2 separate regions of the Homo sapiens genome follow, and region 2 is linked to region 1. The links are chromatin loops, found by intact Hi-C in ENCODE. Cell type or tissue: endothelial cell of umbilical vein. All regions are shown on one strand. Links, peaks and the distances in the headings refer to the core of each region. The heading gives the core; the rest is flanking DNA.

Region 1 (2,924 bases), core at 302-2,801:
AAAAGGATGAAAGGCAAAGAATAAGTCTCTTCCTATGTTGAATTTGGATACAATATTTCATCCTCCACAGAATAATGAGCATCCACAGATAATGACTCTGTAACAAGTAACCCTTACACAGTACTTACTACACACCAAGCAGTATTCCAGCTATTAATACTTTATACATATTAGTTCATATACTTTGCAGAACAACTTTTAAGATAGCTTCTTTTATTTCGCTTTTACAAATGTATAAAAACTGGCTCACGGAAGTCAATAATTTGCCCAAAGTTATTCAACTAACAAATTGGTAGAGATAAGCTTTAAAACTGGGAATTCTGGCTCCACGGTCAATGTTTTTAAGCTTTCTGATATGTTTAAGGTAATCTGCAATTAGATCCTGGAAAAAAAGGTATTTTCATGGCTGACACCCTTCCAAAAAATGTAGTCTAACATGCTCAACCCAGCATGCTGTTTTCCTAGAATATGTATACAAGTAGACTAATGGAATCTGTCCTTCCATGTTTTCTGATCAAACTTTTGCTTTGCTGTCAGAAAAGACTAAAATCAAATCATGGTTTTGAAGTGCTGAGGAGGAAATAAACAGACATTGGGGCATGCCCAGGAGCAAGCACACTATTTCTCCTTTCCAGTGAGTGCTGAAATTCTGAGAAAGAGAGCTGAATTTGGAAAGTGAATGACTGACCATATCAATAATGTTTAAGTCGGGCATGGTGGCAGGTGCCTGTAGTCCCAGCTACTCGGGAGGCTGAGATGGGAAGATTGTGTGAGCCCAGAAGTTTGATTGAGTCCAGCCTGGGCAACACAGGGAGTCTCCATCTCTAAAATAATAAAATAGTTATAATAATATGTAAAAAAAATAATGTGGTAGAATGGGATTTGGATTGTTGTCCCTCCCAGGGTGGGAACACTTCACTGAGTCAGAGAAGCAGGAGATTCCCAATGTCTTGCCAAACTATCTGAGTACTTGGCAGAGTTCAATTAAACACCAAAAAAAAAAAATCACAAATACAGAAAATGAAGTCAATAATGATACTAAAAAATTTTTTATGGGAGTACTTATTCTGTGTCAGGTGCAATTCCAAGTGCTTTCCAGGCAGTATCTCATTTAACTTTATAACTCTGTGAGAGAGATAGTATTTTCATTTCATAAATGAAGAAACCAAGGCACAAAGGTCATACAGCTAATAAACACTTTGCAGAATTTGAACTCAAGTAGCCTGGCTTAGAGCCCATTGTTAACCACGGCAATGTATTACATTCAGGTAAACATGTAATCTTGATTTCTAAATATCTTTTGGCTAGGTTGATATTTTTATACAACTTAGAACATTTCTCAGGCCTTATTAAGGCCTGAATCAAAAAACCCATGATCTTAACTGCAGAGGGGTTGATCTCCCTATTAACATTTATCTCCTATTAACTCGGGCCAGGCCTAAACTTTCAGGGTGATATATAATTTTAGGTTGGGTATAGCTACAGGTATAAATGTTGATGCTAATTCCTAGGCTGATTGAGAAAGACATAATATGAAATTTGAGTTGGTTACAGATGTGTCTTCACGTTTATTTAGATTCATTAAGTAGTGGTTTTCTTTCCATGTTGTGTAAATTTTGTTATTTTAAATGGCACAATAAGATAGTAAGTCCATTAAATACTTTTTTCTACCTACCAGAACAAAATTTGAATAGAATCTTCAACGTGAAAAACTAAAATCTCTTCACTAAAGTCATATAACGGTTCACCACTAGGTGGAGCAACTAAATTTTAAATTTTTTTTGTTCACAGCAAACCTTTAAGCTTGTTTTTAATTTAGTCCTGATTTTAGGTCACTTATTTAACTGCTCCCTTTTCTTATTCTTTATCAGGTGTTTAGAAGCATATTATAATCTCTAATACAGAAAATGTAATAAAAACAATGCTACTATTAGTGCATTGAATGCTTGTAAACAAAGTTTTCTGAGACAAAAGGAACCTAAAAAAGATTGACCATAGGCAATGGAATTAAAGCAAAATAAAAAATTTTAACTTAAATGAATTTTAACATGTTTAACAATGATATTCACTGTTTTCCTATCTGCAATCCACTATCCCACAATGTTACCCATCCAGGTAAACCAAGCAAAAAGACCTCTTACCTACCAAAACAAGTATTACACAATTTGTGAATATATAGCCTCGTGCATATATGATTCCGTGCATGCACCAAACAATACAAGTCCTGGCTGAAAGACTCAGGATGATGTTTAATAGTGTGACACAAGAAACACAACAGTTTAGGCTTAGTGATTCCTGTGCAATTCAGAGAGTTTTTATAGACCACGTGTATTATTCTCTTTCACTAAAACCAAAGCAATCATTCATTCATTTAATAAGTATTTATTGAGAGACTTCTATGTGCTGAGCCTCATAATCTCCAGTCACTTTCATCACAGAGAGAAAAGATATTGTCTCAGAATTAGTTCAAGGCTGATCATGCCCTGAAATTTGCAGCCTTGCATAGGTCTGCTGTGGACCAACAAGGAGGAAGGATAGCTAGAATTAATAACTGCTGAAGCTTGTGAAAATCAGGATGATGAAAGAAAAGAATCTAAACTGAACAAGGACAGAGATGTTTCCTTTATCCTCTATTGACTAAAGTTGGCACCAGTTGCTGTACTTAGAACATTAGAAATCAACATGAGAACTACACAGAATATTATTTAAAATTTATTCTGGGCATCACTTGCTACTTGCAAGTTATATACTCGTATTTCAGGCCAAGCCATTTTCATGTTTTTGTCACTATTATAAAGACTTAAATTAAATACGACTTTGTATAACATTAAAATTATTTGTCTAGGCCGGGTGCAGTAGCTCACGCCTGTAATCCCAGTACTTTGGGAGGCCAAGGCGGGTGGATCACGAGGTCAGGAGATCGA
Region 2 (2,924 bases), core at 91-2,590, 150 kb after region 1:
AATGAGAGACACTGTTAAGAGATCCAAGAGCTAGGAGGAAAGGAAAGTCGCAGTGTGTATTTCCCTTTCTCCTTCCTTGCCTTGCCTTGCTTTTCACAACAGCATTCATCTATGGCCACCAACTCCTGTCGGGTAGTTCCTTTTTTAAGATTTAGTCTAAATCAGATTCTGGCAATGATTTAAGTTCCTCTTGCCCCTTCAGGCTAAGAGTGATAATGGATTTCTACTGTTGCTTGTCCTCAGATTCTTTTCATTCCTTGTTGGTTTAACTTTAATCACATCTCCATAAGTAGCCAATTTAAAAAACTCTCTTTAGTTAAACTCTTTCAGTGTACTATCTGCATGCTGCTAGGACCCTCACTGATAAATTTCCAAAGCCTATGTTGTCCTCAGAGGCACATTGAAGACCAATATCATCGCTCGTGTACACGTTTGCAGAAATCTCATCTTTCCTCAGCTCTTGAATTTTCCAGGTATTGAGTTTATTCTGTTTTTTAGTGGCAACAGAAAGCTTTTTTGACCTTTCTTTTCTTTTTGGCGGTGGAGCCTGGTTCTCATTTTCTTCTTTTGCCCTTTTCATTTCAGCAGTGGAGCCCAGCTCTCCACTTCTATCAAAGTTTCCAGACTTTCTCAATTCAGTGTCCTCAGTGTCCTTGTAATGTTTCTGCAGTGTGTCCCTAGACCTAAAGAAATACCCAACAGTTCCATTTATTAAGAAGTGCTTACTAGTTAGTATTTTAAGTCTTAAAACAGGAGTTTTTGAAAAATACAAATACTGAGAGAAAACGTAATATTTTTATTCCATTAGTACATGATTACAATTAACTAATGGGACATGTCTGCCTGTTGTACACTATATAACTTCCCACATCTTGGGATCATAAGGATAACTGCACTCTCATGTCTTCTTCCACAGTGATTCTTCATAGGAAGTTGCTTTTTATTGTTGAAAACCCACCTTAGCAAAGATGGGTTTATGACATCACCAGAAGGAATATGGAATATTCTAATGTTGAAACTATGAACTACCTTTCGCTAGTAGTTCTCACAGTGTCCCATAGATGTCGCTGTGTTCCCTATGAAAAGTGAAAATACTCTCTGGCACCCCAGGGCTCCTCAGTGAACACTTCGAGAACCTCAGCATTCTTTGTGCTAATTCTTTTATGATAGATGTGTACTGTTCTTTTTTCAATTGCAATACATGTTTTAATTTGTTGCTTTCTACCACACATAAGGCTGATGCAGTGTCTCTTACCTTTTTTGTTTACTTTCAGATCTTAGACTTCAGATAAGACATGCAGATTCTTTAAGTCTACCAAGCAGTTTTCTCTTTGATTCTAGATTCAATTCATAATAAGACAAACTGAAACACAAGTTGGGACAGTACCTATCTCAACTTGTACTGCTCAGCTTTTTTTGGTGGTAGTTTTACTCCGTCTAGAATATCGTTGCTCCTAGAGTTTGAAATTATCTAACAGCATGCCCTTGCCTTGTGTAACTGACCTGCTTCATCTAGAAAATTGCCGGCGTACCAGCAATCACACTTGCATTTTAAATTCTAAACATTGGGCCAGGCACAGTGGCTCACGACTGTAATCTCAGCACTTTGGGGGAGCCAAGACGGGTGGATCACCTGAGGTCAGGAGTTCGAGACCAGCCTAGCCAACATGGCAAAACCCCATCTCTATTAAAAATACAAAAATTAGCCATGTGTGGTGGTGGGTGCCTGTAATCTCAGCTACTCAGGAGGCTGAGGCAGGAGAATCACTTGAACCTGGGAGGCAGAGGTTGCAGTGAGCTGAGATTGCACCATTGCACTCCAGCCTGGGCAATAAGAGTGAAACCCCATCTCAAAAAACAAAAAATAATAAAAAATAAATGGTAAACATTAGTGACATCTTCTTATGCAGAAGCTTCAGTCTATCTGTATGGTACCTTGTTTTTCAGATACCATGTGACTGTTTTACTTATTCAAACCATGCTGGATGTTAGGATTTAAAGTGGGATTGAACACAAGTGGTGGAGTACTAACATAAAATATCTCTAGATCACAGCCCCACCCTCCCACTTATGTTGTGAAGAAAGTAACGCTCACTGGGAACAGTGCAAAGTAACAAAAAATGAAGAGCTTTATATGTAAAATGTTAGAAACAGATAATCGGTGCCGTGAAGAAAAGTCAGCACGGAGACAAAGGATCTCTCAGCAAGGCAATCTTTACTTTCTGCAGAAAGCGTGCCCCTCGCAAATGGAACAATCGCGAGAGCACACCTGAACAAAGGAAAAGCAGACATATATATCCCTTATGCATTTGGGTTGTCCTTACTGCTGTGTCCTGCATCCATTGGCTGGAGCTGGACCTCACAGTCTTAAACTGATTACTGATTTGCTAATAACCTAAAACTTTCCTAAATAGGTAAATGCAAAGGAGAACAAAGAGGAAGAGGAAGTTGCTTATGAAAGGTTTAAGGAAGCAACAACATTTCCAAATAAGGAAGGGGCATAAGCTGTGAGCTAAGACTTGCCTGGGCCTGTCCAGACATGCTTGAGTAAGCCAAAGCAACTAACTGGGCTAAAGCGTAAGAACTGATAGTTGATAGGAGGCTTTAGAGTAAGGAGCTATTATTCCTAGTGTCTTTTATTTTATTTTTAAATCAAGATGAGCTTTGAAGAGGAACTTTTCTACTTTCTACATAAAACTTTAATGTAGAGTATAGAATTCTAGGAAAGCTAGCTTAAGGTCTGTGAGGTGACTTATCCCAAATCTCAGATCTGTAACATACTTTATAAATTTTAATTTTTTTTTTTTTTTGAGACAGGGTCTCGCTCTGTTGCCCAGGCTGGAGTGTAGTGGCATGATCTTGGCTCACTGCAACCTCCACCTCCTGGGTTTAAGTGATTCTCATGCCTTAGCCTCCCAAGTAGC

Evidence for each region. Hi-C counts contacts between places; a loop is a spot of excess contacts. Peaks named below come from ENCODE experiments on the same cell type or tissue, not always from the same donor. Only the 100,000 strongest peaks of a DNase experiment are listed, where the experiment ranks them.
Region 2: it touches region 1 in a loop (4-fold over the local background); 10 of 110 quality-filtered maps call a loop at or near these places.

Annotation. Positions count from the first base shown.
Region 1 is chr1:88,654,133-88,657,056 of GRCh38, forward strand. All of the region lies in intron 1 of PKN2-AS1 (PKN2 antisense RNA 1), which reads right to left. Among named protein-coding and RNA genes, the nearest start is that of PKN2, 29 kb to the right of the region's middle. In endothelial cell of umbilical vein, for the core only: a CTCF peak has its summit at 1,758 (motif pointing right); a DNase peak (open chromatin) is centred at 1,759.
Region 2 is chr1:88,799,534-88,802,457 of GRCh38, forward strand. The region is part of intron 8 of PKN2 (protein kinase N2); the gene reads left to right. It overlaps LOC124904214 (a long non-coding RNA gene), which reads left to right. Exons shown (of 2, transcript XR_007066211.1): 2 at 1-2,924. Among named protein-coding and RNA genes, the nearest start is that of GTF2B, 91 kb to the right of the region's middle. RefSeq lists enhancers at 2,182-2,924, 2,490-2,599. In endothelial cell of umbilical vein, for the core only: a CTCF peak has its summit at 1,068; no DNase peak of the experiment used is centred there; H3K27ac peaks cover 506 bases.